Linked DNA regions of Mus musculus: regions 1 and 2 are each linked to region 3. The links are chromatin loops, found by intact Hi-C in ENCODE. Cell type or tissue: left cerebral cortex. All regions are shown on one strand. Links, peaks and the distances in the headings refer to the core of each region. The heading gives the core; the rest is flanking DNA. Region 1 has its middle 38 kb from the start of Prdm11. Region 2 has its middle 33 kb from the start of Gm32627. Region 3 has its middle 13 kb from the start of Gm32683.

Region 1 (5,847 bases), core at 313-5,312, 82 kb before region 3:
TTCCTCTCCCCTGGGAGCCTCCCCTTCAGCTACTCTTACTTTCTTCTTCTTTTGTTGCTTGAGCAGCCTTGTGGCTTTAATTGGCCCATTTTCTACAAAGACAGTTTTTTCTTTGGCTGAGGCACATCCCATCCTCAACACATATCACTGCTCATAGACGCTTGAGAGAGATCTGCCCCATAGAGAGGGAGGTGGCCCCGCAGCCACAGGGCAGAGGAGCCAGGGTCTTGGGGGAAGCTGAGCTCCTGAGATCTTTGCTTCTCTGGACCTCCATCAAAGTGTGTGTGCATGTGTGAGTGCGTTGTGTGCATGTGTGTTTGTTGAGAGCATGTATGTGTGAGCGTGTGTGAGCATGTGTATATGTGAGCATGTGTGTGTGTGAGCATGTGTATATGTGAGCATGTGTGTGTGTGAGCATGTGTATATGTGAGCATGTGTGTGTGAGCATGTGTATATGTAAGCATGTGTGTGTGTGAGCATGTATGAGTATGTGAGCATGTGTATTTATGAACATATCTGTGTGCAGGCACATGTGTGTGCAAATGAATATTTACAGGCTGGCCTTGGGAATTGTGAGCCAGAACTTCTGGTAGTTTTGTCAGCAGCAAGAGTGGCAAATAGGAGTTGCCATCCTGTGAGGTTAGGTTTACTGAGACTCCTTCCTCCTGAGTTTGAACGTAGGCTAAAGGATCACATGAGAAACCAGAGCTTAGCACACCTGTTTGCTGTTTATTTCTACAAAAAACCTCTAGCAGCTACACTGAGCAGACTCCTCTCTGGGCACTGAGGAAGAACAGTGACAAGGTCAGGGCTGCTGCCCCAGCTCAGGTCCTGGCCTCTGGGCTGTCCTCAATGCCAGGGAAAGCTCAGCCCCACCCACCCTAGTGCTTCCAGAGAGGGTCGCTACACAGTTGAATGACAGGCTGGGCCAGTGACTGAGGAAAGGCAGCCAGCTGGGAAGCAAGGCCCTGGGTCAGTGGTGTGCATGTGCCATCCCGGATGTCCCCCTGGCCTGTCCCATTATCCCCAGCCACAGAGCCCTGGTGAGAGACCTTGAAGAAGTTTTTCACTCAGTTAGTTTAGGGCTGTAGGACATACATGCTTAATATGTCATATAAGGAAGGAAGCTGGGGATAGACAGCAGGGGGCAGGGGGTCTGAGACAAATTGGGGTGTGACTGGAGGAGACAGGTCCTTCAAAAGACAGGATGTTGGTCAAACAGTACAGCTGAGCAGGTCTATCCCCAGCAACCACTGATGTGAGCCCTGTGGTCTCGTCCTGTAGTCCATTTCTCAGGGAAAGAAGGGGAGGTGCAGAAGAGAATAGTCAACCCACACAGGCCTGTGAACCCATGTTCCTGGGAACATTAGGGAAACTGAGGCTCAGAGTGGTGAGTGGTGAGACCAAGCTCATACCGCTGCTTCTGCTGAGGGTGCTCCTTTTAGGAAAATAACTCAGACTGGGGAAAAGCTTGGAGACTGGGAGCCAGCTGCGCCTTGTCTGAGGACAGCTAATTGATGGTAGAGGGAGGGGTAGGCTCGGATCTGGGATGGGGCCTGTGGAATCCACACAAGGCCAGGCTTTGCCAGGGAAGGCCTGACAAGCAGCTGCAGGGTGGGAAGGCTCAGCCTCAAAGTCTCAAATTCCCTTGGCTGAGCCTCAAAGGAGAGGTCCTGATGAGCTAGACTTCAAAATACAGCCATGGTACCACAACACCCTCTCTCCTGCCCTTAGGTCTCCCACCTTCTCAGTTGGGAGGCAACAGCCTGGCTCTAGTCAATAAATTTCCTGGAGTGTACGGGCATCCCTAGAGCCTGGGAATGGCCAGCAGGGATCATAGACAGTGACTTTTATTTCTGAGCCTCGGTTTCCCCCAAACTTTCTTTTCAGCTTGTCTCCTCCCTCAGACAACCACCTCATCAACACACACCATTATAATAATCTGTATGCAGCCTTTTCCTGGGAAAATAGAGGTGAGGTGGGGATCACGGGGCTCACACTAGATCCTCCTCAGGGACAAGCCTGGCCAGCTGCTTTGTTTGGCCAGCTCCCTAGTTTTTCGAAGGACACATCCTCCACCCCTCCTCCCCAGGCACAGTCCAATGTGTCCAGGCCCATCATTAGGACACCCTGCTGTTCTGTTGACAGTTCTGTAAACGTGATACTTACACCTTCACTCATCTCTTTCCATTGATGCCTGAAAGTTCCCAGGAGCCAGAGAGACCAGCCCTTGCTAACCTCTGTGTTCCTGATGCTGGACACAGCTTTTGAGTTCTGTGAGTACTGAACACTGTTGGTCAATTCTATGGTTCCTCTAATAGATTAAGAGCCTTGACCGGGCGTGGTGGCGCAGGCCTTTAATCCCAGCACTCAGAGGCAGAGGCAGGCGGATTTCTGAGTTCAAGGCCAGCCTGGTCTACAGAGTGAGTTCCAGGACAGCCAGGGCTACACAGAGAAACCCTGTCTCGAAAAACCAAAAATAAAAAGAATCTCTGCTGTCTGGTCTTCAGCATCTTCATTTTGATAAGTGTAACCTAGCCCAGGAGACATGTTCAAAATGCTTAGGTAGGGACCTGGGAATATGGCTCAGTGTTTACCTAGCATGCACGAAGCCCTAGGTTCTATTCCAACACTACATAAACCAGGCATGGTGGTGCATACCTGCAATCCCAACATCCAGCATGTGGAGGCTAGAAAGTCAGAAGTTCAAGGTCGTCTTTGATAACACATCAAGTTCAAGTCTGGCTTGGACTACATGAGACCTTGTTCCAAAAAAAAAAGGAAATGAAAATCTGCAGGTATACAAAAGTAGGTACATCACTGGTTGTAAAGATCGAGGGAAGATAAGAAGCAGAGCCTTCTGGACAAGGTGAGAGGCAGAAGCAAGAGGCTGAAGAGTGATTGGCTTCTTGAGAATGCCTGCACGTCTGTAAGCATGTGTTTACACGTAAGGCTTGAGTGGTTGCACAATGCAATTGCAGAAGATGTGAGTCCTGTGTCTGTTTGTGTGTGCAAGCCGATTGTATGTCTGTGCATGCAAGCAGGTTGTGTGCTGTGGTGTATAGTGGCCACAGAGCCACTGTAAGTCAGTGTTGTATGCCTGGAGGCTGGTGTGGTCTGAGAGCGTGCAGTTGTCTGGGTGTTCATGGTACATGTGGGTGTTCTGTCTGTGTGTGTGAGTATGTGGGGGAGTAGTGTTGTGCCATGCTAGGTTGGAAGATGAAGTAGGAGGAGAAGAAAGAAAAGACACAACTTGGGATTAGCAAATGCCAAGTGCCAAGAGCGGGGAGCTCAAGATATTCCAGCGGGAGACTCCATACCCCGCAGCTCCCACCTCTGGGCCCCAGCTCCATTCATTAACCCATCCCCCATCTGTCCATGGTACCCAATGACTGAGTTAGGCTCTCTGCTGGTGCAGCCTGTGGCAATCACCCTGATCCTCAGAGCTCCACGCCGGGCAATCCAGATGTGGCTCAGCCTGCTGTTTAAACACCCTTCTTTCTTTACTGTCCCCCGACCCCATAGCTTTTGCTACCTTCTCCAACAAGGTCCCTTGGAGAAGAGAACCTTCTAGGGAAGGAAGAACCACCGCCTCGGGTGAGAGTCCTCGGGCAGTTTGGGCAGGCCCACCCAGACCCTTCCTCCCTGTGGAGGAATCCCTGGCATGAGGCTGTGTGAAAGAGATCATGCAGATGTGTTGGCTCCACAGCCCACCGTGGAGAGGCATGTTGTTTGCTGAGCCTGGCACAGGAAACAGGTTAGCAGAGAAGGCCCTGGGGAGAAGAGCCTGGGTTCCTGGTGTTCATGAGATGTTAAGTCCTTGTTTATACGTTGGCAGCCTCGGTTCTCTTTCTGTTTTTATCCCTTTTCAATTAAGAGAAAGGCTTGGCAGAATAACTGACAATGAGCCTGGAGCTTGAAGGTTTTCAATTCCACTTAGCACCTGGGCACCTCCTGCACAATGCTGAGCTGCAGACTGATGGTGTGGGGGTGCCAGTTGGGGCCAGGGAGTCAAGAAGACAGCATCTGTGCACCAACCTCAGCGGGCTGCTCTACTCACTGGCTGTGTGATCTTGCAAGTTAACCTCCCCTCTCTGTGCTTCAGCTTCCTCCTCTTTAGAGAGGGCTCCTTTCCTTTCCCAGGGCTCCTGTCAGGATGAAATGAGCAAGTGCCTGGTAAGCTCTGAGCCCACAGCGAGTGCTCAGCAAGCAGACTGCTGCTGCTGTTTAAGTGAAAACCAGGCTGGCTGGAAGTCCCCCTGCCTTCTGTCTCCCTGCCTTGGCAGGGATGCCAGCTTCATGGGCCAGTCTCTCTGGAAACCGTGGGAGCAAATGATGAGGAGCCTTGGGAGTGTGCCTTCCAAACAGACATGGCTTGCCTGCGGTGGAAAGGCGAGAGAGAAGGCTGCCAGGGAGAGCCTGCCTGGGTGTACTCAGCTGTGCTGGGCCCACAGGTTGTCACGGATTTGGCCACTTGCCTATTCTGGCTGAGCCATCTTCTGTGTAGGGGGACTCTGAGGCTTCAGGAGCCTGTTGCAGTGAGCAAGCTAGGCGTGGAGGGTGGGGTGACAATGGAAGTGGGGATCAGCAGGGAAGCCTCCTTGGAAGGAGCAGGTCTCCATCAGGACCACTCCAGGTTGAGGTCTCCATCAGGACCACTCCAGGTTGAGGTCTCCATCAGGACCACTCCAGGTTGAGGGCTCCATCAAGGACCACTCCAGGTTGAGGTCTCCATCAGGACCACTCCAGGTTGAGGTCTCCATCAGGACCACTCCAGGTTGAGGGCTCCATCAAGGACCACTCCAGGTTGAGGTCTCCATCAGGACCACTCCAGGTTGAGGTCTCCATCAGGACCACTCCAGGTTGAGGGCTCCATCAAGGACCACTCCAGGTTGAGGTCTCTATCAGGACCACTCCAGGTTGAGGTCTCCATTAAGGGCCACTCCTGGTGAACACTGGCCTGCATGGAAATGAGCAGAGGAAACAAACCCAGCCCTTGAAAGGTTTAGACTCCTCTCTGCCCTGGCTAAACTGGAGAAAATGCAATCTAACCACAATACCTGTCCCCACAAACCCAACTCTAGAAGTTTCTACTTGTTCTCATTGCCATTGTTTAAGGAGTCACAGATTCACTTCACACTGACGTTAGCTGGGAATTCAAATGTCCTCCTTCCCGAACACTCTCCAGTTCCAAATTACCTGAGGTCCCACTCCTCCTCTTCCTCTCTCCGCATTTTCATTGTTGACTCTTGAATTATTTTTTGAGATGGTCTTTCTTTGTAGCCCAGGTTAGACCAGAATTCTCTATGTAGCTCAAGCTAGCTTCAAACTCAAGATCTTCCTGCCTCTACCTCCTAAGAGTTGGGTTAACAGATATGTGTTACCATACCCAGTGCCTGGCTATTTAAAAAAAACTGAAGAGCTGAAATGCCCACCTGTCTGAGATCCCACATAACCTCCCTTAAATAATCATATGAAAGACCCCTTTCAGGCCAGAGCCAAGCTAGGTGGGTGGAAGGGGAGTTCATGGTCTTCCATGCTTCCTTGTTAATAGAGCTTTCTGCTTCTCCACTGGGCCTTACAGTTCACTGACTCCTTCTGGCTGTAGCAAATGGTGCCTTGTGAACTTAGAGCAGATCCTAAAAGCCTGCAAGAGTTGCAAGTTCCTGAGAGTGCAGGATTCCATTCACATCAAAAGCCCTTGTGTAGTTGGTTTCATGACCAGTTGGTACATGAGGGACTGAGAGAGGGAGATCAGTTGTGTTCATGAGTTCCAGACCAGCCAGGGCATTACAGCAAGACCTGCTTTCAAAAACATAAAAATCATTAAGAGGTGCAAACTCAGGC
Region 2 (5,847 bases), core at 221-5,220, 56 kb before region 3:
GACCAATCAAAAACTCACTAGGGACAGGGACCCACAGCATCTGGACACATAAATTCCCATGTGATTTTGGGAGCCAAACTAAGACAAAACATTAGGACCTCCCCCCATCAGGTGCATGTACATGTGGAGGCTGGAGGTTGACATAAGGAACCAAACTTGTGGCTCATCTACCCCCCACCCCCAGGGAGACCAGGTCTCTCGATCGAACTCAGAGCTCAGTGGTGTGGTTAGTCTCCCTTGCCAGCTCACTCTGGGAATCTTGTTTTCATCTTTGAAGGCTGTAGTCACAGGCAGACTTCCATCCCACCCAATGCTTATCATGGCCTAGGAGTGCAAACTCCAATCCTCAATACAGCAATCACTTTAACCACTGAGCGTCCTTCCCATCCCTGTCCTTTTATTCTCCCGGGTGGGCAGTTGTTTGGAAAAGGGACAGAGTAGATGATGGGCTAATATAGACTTACCCTCTCTCTCACTATAAAACACCCATGAAAGAGGCTTGGATGGGTTGCACAGGACCCAGATGCTAGTGGCTCAAGTTGCTGTGGAAGTCAGCTCCAACCTTTCTATAGAAGATAAAGTAGAATGTGAGCAGTGGAATATTACTTGGCCTTGAAAAGGAAGAGATTGTGATATGTGGGATGCTACCAATAAACTTGAGGCCTTGAGGACAGTAGCCAGTCACAGAGAGCAACTGCTGTGGGAGGGATTCCTCTTCTGTGGGGAGCGTGGGCAGTCAAGTACACAGAGACAGAGACTGGAAGGTGGAAGGGTCTGGCACTGAATGAGGATAACAGAGGATTGTCAATGGGCTGAGTCTGTGCTTTGTGAGATGACAAGAGCTCTGGAGACGGAAGGCGCTGTGCACTGCTAAGCAAAGCAAGTGCACTTACTGCCACAGAGCTGGACACTCATGGATGCTTAAAGTGGCAGATTTCACAGTAAGTGGCTTTATCACAGTGAAAAAGAGCTCAGAGGGGCAATTTGCCTGAAGGTAACAGCTGCCAGGAAGGGGGGCTGAAATGGAAGCCACAAAGGGTGACTAAGGGATGCACCCGCTTTATCCTCACCGTTTTCCCATGAGCCACCACAGCAAAAGGTGGAGAAAGATCATAGTAGGTTAGCAAAGCTGGCAGCTGCTTAGCAGCTGAAAATTCCTCTGGACCAGAGGCACACTCTGCCTGGCGCTGGCACCTGGTGGATTGGGGTGGAAATGATCCTGACACATAAGGGAAGACCTCCCAGCCTGCCCTGGGTGCAGGAAAACCAAAGAGAGGTTAAATACAGAGAAAAATGGAGGTTAAATGCACATAAGAGCCCGGTGGGTAGCAGGGAGCCAGTCCGTTCCATCTTGGGGTGTTCTGAAGCATCCGTCCTATTCACAGGGTAGAGGGAGAGGTGAATGGGAGACTGGGAGTGGGGTGTCTTTCTCCAGTAAGGTTGCTGCCTTAGCAATCTCTAGTGGTACCTGTCATGTGTTCTGAGGGCTCGCACCAGGCTTGTAGGACTAAGTGGGACTGAGTGGGAGGATTAACTGGTTCTTTGTGTCTCAGCTCCTGTTATCCAGCATCTCATGTTATCGAGCATCTCATGTTATCGAGCATCTCGGCTCCAGGTGCTCTGGGTCCAGGAACTCAGTCCAGTCCTTTGGGCTCATTCTTTCCTTCCCCATCTTTCTTGTTCTGGCTTTTCCCCACTTTGTTTTGATTTGAAACAAGGTCTCATAGCCCATTTTGCTCTCAAACTCACTATATAGACCAAGCTGGCCTTGAATTCCTGGACCCCACCTGCTTCTGCATCCTGAATGCTGGGACTACCAGACAGGTGCACACCAGTTCTGTGTTCTGCTTTCTTTACTCTGTTCTGGTATCTTCTTTGTTGTCCCTCTCCTCTCCTCTCCTCTCCTCTCCTCTCCTCTCCTCTCCTCTCCTCTCCTCTCCTCTCCTCTCCTCTCCTCTTCTGTCCTGCCCTCCCCTCCCCTCTTCCTCCTCCTCTTCCTCCTCCTCCTCTTCTTCTCCTCCTCTTCCTCCCCCCTCCCTCCTCCCTTTCTCCTTGTCCTAGTTTGAGACAGATAAATCTACAGCCCAGCAAATATGGAGTTCATTAAGTAGCCCAGGCTGGGCTTGAACTTGTAACCACGCTCCTGCCTTATCCTCCCAAGTATCCTGGTGTGAGTCACCCCACTCAGCTCTGTCCTGGCTCTGGCCTTTTCCTAAAACAGAATCTATTCCTCAGGCTTTCTTTCCCATGTTGGGAGGACCCCTCTCTTTCCCAGGGATACAAGTCAAAGGCTCAGGACTCTCTGGGTGACCACCTGGCAGTGAACCAGGCTCTGCAACTCCGAGCATGGTCTAGGCTGTAGCTGGGAACTTGAGAGTGGACTCAAGTAGATGCTAAAAGGAGTCCAGGATGGTACTCTTGAATGGGGTAATGGATTTCTGGGAAGTGGGAACACCAGGAGTCCTCCAGGTGGCCAGAACAAGGGCCATAGATAGCTCTCCTCCAGATCACTGCTGCTCCTGGTCTGGCTCCTTCCCTCCTCAGCCTCCACTCTGCTCCACAAGATGCAGCCAGTCTGGCTCCTTCCCTCCCCAGCTTCCATCCTGTTCCACAAAATGCACTAAAATCCCACCTCCTGGTTCCTCTTCACACATGTGCCAACCGCCCAGGATGCTGGGTGAAATCTGGTCCTGCTTAGGTGCCAGAGACACATTCTGGCGGCACTACACCCCCACCCCTCTCCAGCGGCACTATGGGAGTTAGCGGGAACTGGTTGGCGGGGTGCTTGCCTTTGGTTACTGGTTTTCTCTTGCCTTCACCTCCTGCCTGCCACATCCCAGGCCATCTGAGGTAGCATGGCTGTCATGGCTACACAGGGTGGCAGCCTATTTGGGGGTGGGGGGAGCAGGAAGAGATGTCTTACACCAGGGAGAGGCACTAAGGTTAGCTAGGTGAACAAGAGGGCATTGTCCACAGCGAGCCACTGTCCTCACTCCAGGATCCTGCTGCTAGCCTCCAGGCTTCTGCACCATGCCAGTGGGCTCCTGTACTGCCTATAGTCTCAGGCTGTTCACAGACAGCCCAACAGGCTGTCTTGGGAGTGACTGCAGGGTGCTTCCAGCTTTGCCTCTTCTGGGATAACTCTCCATCATTCATACAGCTCACACAACACCTACCAGGGTGAGGCTGCTGCTGGACTCTGCATAACGATGACAACACAGACTTTGGGGTTAGAAAGTGATGTAAAATGAAGTCTGCTTATGATGGAGGAGAAACCTTGACAGCATAAAGGAGCTGCCTCTCAGGAGAGCGATCATCCTGACGAGGATGCCATCGAGGAGTTGTGCTCCAGCCCGAGGCATAGTTAGGGCGAGGTTTATGGAAGCAGGAGTCTGGGCGACCTCTGGAGCAGCAGGATGCTGGGAAATGTGGAAGGTGACTTGAACTCCATCAAGAAGCAAAGGACCTAATTCGAGAGATTCTGGGTGGTGTCTGGCCTGACCTAAGTTGTCATGGCTGCCATGGTCTGATTGACACTGTGAACCCACGGGCCAGCCAGCTTTACGTTCCAGATACAATGGTCACATTTTGCTGATTTGTTTTGAGAGAGACCTCAGACTCCCTTGTGTAGCCAAGGACGACGTTCAGCTCTAGATTCCCCTGCCTCTGTCTCTCAAGAGCTGCAACTATAGACGTGGATCTAGGGCATCCAGGTTACAGAGTGCTAAGAATTAAACCCAGGGTCTGTGTAGAGTAGACAAAGGCTCCATCTATCTTCCATCCTCATCACTATGAGCTCCACTGGTCACTTAAAAAATAAGTGTGTCCTGGCCTCTGTACACTTTAGCTGAGAAACTACAGCCTATTTGGAATTCAGCTTTGACCTGGCATCCTGGTTTGCTGTGTTTGCTGTTTGCCGAAGTGGCTGCCTCAGGGCCCCTTCTCACCTTCTGTCTTTAGAGATAACGAACCAACTGAACAAACACCTCCTGCTCACTGTCTCTGACCAGCACCAGGAAGCAGTTACTGCTTCCCACCAAGCCTCCCGGTTGGACTTTCTTCGACCTCATTTTCCCAAGGCAAGCCCATGGAACACCAGGAAACGTTCTTGTTTAAACCCCAGTGGCCTGCAGGCTCCTAGACTTTCTTTATCTTTGCTTCATTTATCACCACAGAGCACCTTGGGATGCTCAGCCCGGAGCTCAAAGGCCCCTGGGATCCCATTATCCCCAGCCGAGGCTGCAGCTTTGGCTCCTCTCTCACCTTTGCTGCTCAAGTCACAGGGGCCAGGTTCCCCAGCCCGAGTTCCTGCTGCGGGGCACCAGGAAGCAGAGTGGGAATGGGCCAGATGGGCCTTCTTTAATGGGAGATTGCTGAGAAAGACAAAGGGGGATATGGATATAAGTGTGTGATAATAATTCCTCATCACAAGTCTTTTTTCAAGGCCTACTGTGTGTACCAGAAAACACTTTCAGCTGTGTGGTACAGCCTCGGACACAGCAGGAATCTCTTCCCTAGTAACTCCTAGCAACACTGGTGTCCTGTGGGGGAGAAACTACGACTCCTGCATCATCACCATGAGCTACGTATGGAGGCTTATACATCAAACCTATAAACAAAGGAAAAGTTAAACCCCAGGTTCTGTGACACACTGGCCACATTTCAGGAGCTCAATGGTTGTAGGTGGCTGGTGATTGTGGTCACAGAGCATATCAGGATAGCACTGCTGGAGACCAACAGGTAGCGACAGGTGGACGCTTTGCAGTCAGTGGAGATAGGAAGGGGCTAGGGGCCAGGGGCCAGGAAGAGGCAGGGTGCTGTTTGTTTGTTTTTTGTTTTTTTGTTTTGTTTTGTTTTGTTTTGTTTTGTTTTTTTCCGAGACAGGGTTTCTCTGTGTAGTCCTGGCTGTCCTGGAACTTACTCTGTAGACCAGGCTGGCCTCGAACTCAGAAATCCGCCTGCCTCTGCCTCCCAAGTGCTGGGATTAAAGGTGTGCACCACCACGCCAGGCAGGGGTGCTGTTTGGAAAGAAGCACAGTAAGGGTGTATGTCAAGATGTGTTCCTGGGAGGAATGTGAGGAAAGACTATTCCCAGAACAGCAAGCTAGCACATGCAAAGGCCCTGAGGTGCTGGTGAGGCTGTTATGACAGAGAAGAGACCAAACTGAGAGAGGGTTGACCTGCAGAGTCAGGAAATGATAGGGACGTTTAGTGCCTTGAGCATCATGAGGAAGACTTTGGGTCTGACAGGAAAATCACAGATGGGAACCAAATTGCAGAGGGAAGGACATGAGATTTTCAGGTTAAGAGGATCATCTAGATGTTGGCAGGAGGCAAGCCAGGAGGATGCTAAGCCTTGGTTCTCACCAAGGCAGTGGCAGAGACAAGTCAAGACTGTGCACACTCTGGCTTGTGATGGGTGAGAGAGAGACTGGTGCTCATCAAATGAACACCGCACGCGCCAGCCTCAGCCTCAGCCTTAGCCTCAGCCTCAGCCTCAGCCTCAGCCGGGGTGACTCCGAGTGGATTGACTGACTGCCTTTTCCATTTTCCACAGGGGTTTGGACTGTATTCACACAGTGGCAACTCGCCTTGTGGGACACCTGCCTAGCCACCTCCAGTCACATGACCCAGGAATGCCTGCCTAGAGGAAACCTCGCTAGTGGGTGGAGCCTGGAATAAAAGCCTCTTCTCCCTTCCCAGGGCTCTGCTTGGAAGCTGCTTCTGTCCCTGTCCCTCAGCCTCAGCCCCATCTTCAACACACATTTCTGGACCTGGGTCAAGTTCAGTTAAGCGCCCACTCTTGAGCGGTAGCGCTCCAGGTTCAGTGGGAAGTTAGAGTGACTA
Region 3 (5,847 bases), core at 339-5,338:
CTCAGTTATCCTGCCTGGGGTGAGCTGGGAACTGCAGGCCAGTCACTCATTCATCCCCATGACAACCTCATGACAAACTTGCCTAAGGTCAGAGTTGGAAACATGGCCCCATTTCTAGAACATACTGTGAGCCAAGCTGATCGTTAATCCACATTATATCTGTAAAGTTGAGGGACCTTCCCAGAACTGCAATACAAGGGCAGCTGTTATCACTGCTATGTTGTAAAGAAGAGATGGGAACTCTGAGCAGACCAGGGAGTGTGTAGGGAACTCCTTCCAGCTTCCCCCCCAGCCCCCCGCCCTGCCCCAGTCCCAGATGTCTGGAGGAGACATTGAGTAAACACCGTAGCTTTCGGGACTCTGAGGCCTCCAGTTGGGCTACATTAAATCTATAAGGGTTAGAAGTCCAGCCAGACAGGAAGAATGGGGCCATTCCTTCTTTTGGACTTAGCTGGAATGGGAATTCGGGATTCTGGGATGTTGGTGAGCCTTGGTTAGGTATCCAATCGTCTTCCTTCTTCCCCAGCTAGGGCCAGCCTTTCCTCACCTCAGCAAGGCCCAACCAACTCCTGAGACAGCCTCTGACTAGACATGGACTCTGTCATGTCAGTAGGGCTCCTACAGTCCTCTGCTGCCACTGAGACTGGCAGGTCTGACAGGAACTTGGGGTTGACTAAGTTCTTCAGCCCTGACATGTACAAGCTGTGTGAGTTCAGATCTATTAACTCACCTCTCTGAGTGCAATATCCCACCTACCTGAAGAGCTGCTATGAGGTTTCTTTCCCTACCTCTCCCATCTTTAAACTTCACAAGATGATTTCTATAGTATTTATTTGGTGCCAGGTGCTTATCCCAAGTTTAATCCTTTTGATAGCCTACTGCGGTTGTCAGTGGGGAGAACACAGAGGCATCCTGAGGCGTGCCTTTAATCTCTCAGGGATCTCCACTCAGGCAAGCCCAGGATTCTTGGCTTTGGCACAGAAAAGAACTTCAGGCTTAGCCAGGATGATGCCAAGTTGGGGTTTGTTGAAAATAGAAAGATACTCAGGAAAAGACATGGCACACATGAGAAAATGGGTATGGGCTTCTCAAAGAAGATTTGAGAAGGATCTCAAAAGGACTTGTTAAAAGATGCTTTTCTTTCATTGTTGCTGTTTGGTTTTTTGAGACAGGGTTTCTCTGTGTAGCTCTGGATGTCCTGGAACTCACTCTGGAGACCAGGCTGACCTTGAACTCAAAAGATCCACTTACCTCTGCCTCCCAAGTGCTGGGATTAAAGGTGTGTGCTACCATGCTTGGCTTTAAAAGACATTTTTAACATAGATTCAAAGCTAGAGGGTGAGAGAACAGGAGGCAGCCATGGGAAGAACAAGACAGGCCCAAGAGTAGGCACAAGGCTCCTCAAGGGAGAGGGAGAAACATGTGTCTTAGCCTCAGTCTGTTATACCATGTTCATGGCTCTTGAGTTACATCTCAAAGGCTGCTATGAAATCTTGGTTTGGGGGTGGGGGTTTGGTTTGGTTTATATATTTTTTTTCTTTTTCTTTTCTTTTTTCTTTTTTTTTTTTTTGGGGGGTGTGTGTTTTCAGTGTTCTTTGGGCACCTTGGGATTACAGTCTACTAAAATGAAATCAGGAGTCACTGTGGTTGCACAGGGAGGTTGGAGCACGTCCTTTTGCAGGTCTTCAGCTAGGAGGGGAGACAGGCCTTGATCAGCTGTGAGTTGCACTGACATTTTTGCATCTCTGGCAGTGAGAGGCTTCAACCAGACTCCAGAGTGAGGGCTCTCTTTCTCTTCCAACATTCTCATCCAGTCCCTTGCCTTTCCTACCCTCCTTGGGGTAAGCACCCAGCTCTAGCCAGCAACTATAGATCTACAGAGGACCCATTGGAAAAAAGGTGGGGACCCTCCCATAGAGTTGTCCCAGCCAGGCAAAGAGGTAAAGGGGGCCAAGTTTGGAGAATAAGGAGGGGCCTAGTTCTGGACATGAGCAGGCTGCAGGTGTGGCTAGGGTACCACTCTGTCTTGAGAGGGGCCTCCCATGGTAGTAAGGACCCAGCCTCAGTAGATTCACACTAAGTATCTCCCTCTCCACAGGCCTTAGCCTCTATGGTTAGGCTGCCTGTTGGCTTCCTTTCCCTGAGGCCAGAGCTCTGTGAGAACCCAGGCCTAGCCTGCTGATGGGAATAGTGTACAACCTCACCCATAGGCAGGCCACTGGGAGCACAGACTCATTTTGGATTTTATTGTTGTTATTTTGTTTGTTTGATAGCTCTTTTCCACCTCTTTCTATGGCAATGTCAGAAACGGAGTAAGCCACTCATTCTTGTCCCTGTTCAGGGTCACTGCAGGGAAGCCTGGCCCACATTGCTATGAGGACGACTAGAACTCTGTGCCCTCAAATTCATGTTGTCAGATCAGCTGAGCATCACAGGTTGGGAGTTCACATGGGGCACCACTTTGCATATCTGTGTACTTAGGGTCTGAGAGACATTTGGCAGACCTCATAGGGTGCCCCATTTACCAGTCTCTGAACTGAGCCAGACTCTTTATCACTGTCTCCTGATGGACATTTCAGCAACCTGGTCCCCATAGCAACCAGCTTGGATGTCACAAGGAAACCCAGGGACCCTTAGGCAGAGTCAAGAAAGCATGAAGACGTGTGTTTAGAAGACAGAGTGCCCGCTCCCTTCCCTCGGCTACTCTCTGCCTTTGTTGGATGTATGAGGCGCAGCACACGAAGGCCTTGTTGGAAAACGCCTGCTTTCCTGTGACTTACAGACAAGGTCTCTCTGAAGATTTGAGCACAGTCTAAATAAAACCTCTCTTCCTTTCTTTTCTCCTGGGGTCTAAGAAAACGACTTTCATTTCCTCCTGTGTGGAGCAGGGATCAGGAAGCCAGTCTAGGGAGGGCCTGTGAGTTCTAAGCACCCAGCTGGCTTTGCTCACCCACTTCAGAACCACCCAGGGCATGCTTCCATCCTCAGCAGAGGAAAAGGAGGCGAGCAGCAGGGTAGGCAACAAGCCTGCCTGGCTCCCCCAGCTTGTTCTCCCCACCACTTGGGAATGGCATGGCTTCCCCTGTGCGGCTTCCCGTGTGAACACATCTCTATATACAGCCGGGGGTGGCAAACTGTGCCAGGTGGGCCTCAGCTCACTGCTTCACAGTGCTCGGGCTCATTTGGGGAGAGGAGGGGTGTGCTCAGAGAGTAGCTGGATTCCACTGAACCAATGGATGCCTTCTGGCCCACGAGCCTGCCGATGTCTCTAGTGTTGGGTAGACTCAAGGCCAGGCTGGAGCCCCAGTCACCCATGATGTAAACGTGACAAAGCCTTGCAAGTTGGCTTGTCTACTTCCCCTTTTCTTCCACTCATAGCAGCCCCACACTTCTGTTTCCCGCTGTCGACATGTACCAGCTGCCCTTAGGGTAGCAGGGTCCTATGATTTCGGAATGTGGGAATGCAAAAGTACCGAGCAGGGCAGTGGTGAAGACTCACATCCAGGTGTCGCTTAAGTGAAGGGGTGGTAAACAGTGGGCAGGTGGAGGGGGAGCTAACAACTGGACAGTGCTAAACAAAGATGACATGAGGCCTAGGGGCTGGCTGCCATGAGCTTCTCCTTCAGGTGCATGTGACAGTCCTTCTGCTGAGGCAACTACCCCCATCAGGTGGGCTTGAAGCACCTCTGCTTAGGGTCACTCTTGGCGACATGGCTCTGGCCCTTATAGACCTAAGCAAGCATACTCTGTGTCTAACGATGGCTTGTTCTATAGCTTTTCATGGGGGAGATCTGTCTGTTCATTCCAGATAGGGATACCAAAGCAAGGATTAGATCCAAGTTCCCCTTGGTGAACCATTGGGTTATTGGGGTTGCCTATAGGAGTATGGGTGACTCAGGCATCTTCACTGATGTGGGTTCTTTGAATGAGACAGAGCCTTTCTCAGTTCTTGGTCAGCTTAGGTCAGGAAGCTTTCTTTGGTGGTAGAAAGATAAAGGACACCAAAGCCATCCTGAACCATTTAGCTTCGAGTTATCTCAAGCCCAAGAAGAATAAGGAAATGCAGGGCAGGAGTGGGGAGAGAGAGAGAGAGAGACAGAGAGAGGGAGAGAGAGAGAACGAGAACAGATGTATCAAGGGACAGTGAGGAAGAAGACCAGAGTTCCAGAACTCCAGGGGAGCAATATCATTGTAGCCCTGTTCAATGGGCTTTTTGGGGTCTTATAGCAGGACGAAATGGAGCCTTTATCAAGTCATCTTATGGGGGCTGGAGAGACGGCTCAGAGGTTAGGAGCACCGACTGCTCTTCCAGAGGTCCTGAGTTCAATTCGCAGCAACCACATGGTGGCTCACAACCATCTGTAATGGAATCTGAAGCCCTCGTCTGGTGTGACTGAGAAAAGGGACACTGCACTCACATACATTAAATAAGTAAATAAAAGTCATCCTATTGAGATTGGTCCATTTTGAGGGTGCTGTGAACCAAGCCAATAAGGAGTCCATATGAGGTTTACTTTTGTTGTTGCTGCTGCTATTGTTTTGTTTGTTTGTGCTCCCCCAGCCCAATGGAGAGTTATCTCTTCATTCAAAGGAGGAGTTAAGTATGCTACCTGACATGCTTATGATCTACCATGGGTGGCATCTTACTGATCAAGGATTGTTTACCTCCTGTCTCAACAACACTGTAGAGGACTCCCCTCAGACACTGTTCACCTCTTAGTGGTAGCTGGCACTTCAAGGAGGTGAGGACTTGAGAGTCTCCTGTCCCCATGAGTCTCATCTTCCCTCCATAAAAAAAAAAGTTAACACTCTTGACCTCAGTTTCTCTTGCAAGCCAGCACAGCTCCTCTGATATAAAATGATGACAGTCACATTCAATTGGAAGACAGAGTTACATGGCAGCCCAACAGTGAAGAGGCCAGCTACCTAGGTCACAGTGACATCTTTGTCCCATGGCTTTCCTGGTGTCAGCTCAAACCACTCAGGCCTACAGGATGAAGCCCCAGAGTCCTTCTGTTCTCCATGGAGACAGGGCATACTGGTTACCTCCTGAGTCATGAATCAAAGAAACAACTCACTTAAGCTGGTTTAGCAAAGGGAACACTTTCAGCTTTCCCAGCCTGGGCAGGTAAATAGGACAAGCTTGGGCAAGACTGTGACCCCCACCTCAGCTGGTCTCTCCTTAACCAGATGGCCTCCTCTCTCTGTCTCTGTCTCTCTCTGTCTCTCTCTGTCTCTGTCTCTCTCTGTCTCTCTCATTCCTCTTGTTACCATGGCTACCCTGAGCTCCAACCCAGCCACAGGAGACCCAGGCATGGTCTTCTTCTCTTCTTTCTCTCCTTCCCTTCCTAGGGAAGAAAGAACTGACTGGACCAGATCAAGCCATGTGTCTAAGCTGGGTCCAACTACCCATGTATAGGTATAGCCTACAGGAAGTGTAACCCTGCCTTTCTCTAGAAGTGGCTGAGAACAAGGAGTCTTTGTCTAAGCCCCTTTGAGGGTTTCTCAGATGCTTAAGAGCCTACCACATCTATCTTGCATCTCTACAAAGCTACCCTCCAAGTTTCTCTGCAAGGAACATTTTAAAAATATTCTGTTGGTTCTAGGTCTTAATAAATCTGTTGATCTTCAGATAAAGGGTGATCTTGCCAAAGAAATTCATTATATCAGATTCTCCCTGGTAATTACTGTTGATGTTCTTGGTCACTTGTAGAGACCTTCCTGGGTTACAGGCTCAAAGCACAAAGCACAGAGCTGGGGCTGGAATCTCTGACAAGTAGCTTGGCTCTGTATGCACATAGGGGAGTCTAGTCCATTCTCCAGGCCTCTCCTGAAGCAAGGAGGAGC

Evidence for each region. A loop is a pair of places that touch in the nucleus more often than their neighbours do. Peaks named below come from ENCODE experiments on the same cell type or tissue, not always from the same donor. Only the 100,000 strongest peaks of a DNase experiment are listed, where the experiment ranks them.
Region 1: a loop joins it to region 3, with 2.0 times the contacts of the local background. A loop is called at or near these places in 2 of 42 quality-filtered maps.
Region 2: a loop joins it to region 3, with 2.1 times the contacts of the local background. A loop is called at or near these places in 5 of 42 quality-filtered maps.

Annotation. Positions count from the first base shown.
Region 1 is chr2:93,081,475-93,087,321 of GRCm38, forward strand. No RefSeq gene overlaps it. Among named protein-coding and RNA genes, the nearest start is that of Prdm11, 38 kb to the left of the region's middle. In left cerebral cortex, for the core only: no CTCF peak of the experiment used is centred there; DNase peaks (open chromatin) are centred at 1,556, 3,180 and 4,356; H3K27ac peaks cover 876 bases.
Region 2 is chr2:93,108,453-93,114,299 of GRCm38, forward strand. No RefSeq gene overlaps it. Among named protein-coding and RNA genes, the nearest start is that of Gm32627, 33 kb to the right of the region's middle. In left cerebral cortex, for the core only: no CTCF peak of the experiment used is centred there; a DNase peak (open chromatin) is centred at 2,647.
Region 3 is chr2:93,163,881-93,169,727 of GRCm38, forward strand. No RefSeq gene overlaps it. Among named protein-coding and RNA genes, the nearest start is that of Gm32683, 13 kb to the right of the region's middle. In left cerebral cortex, for the core only: no CTCF peak of the experiment used is centred there; a DNase peak (open chromatin) is centred at 3,073.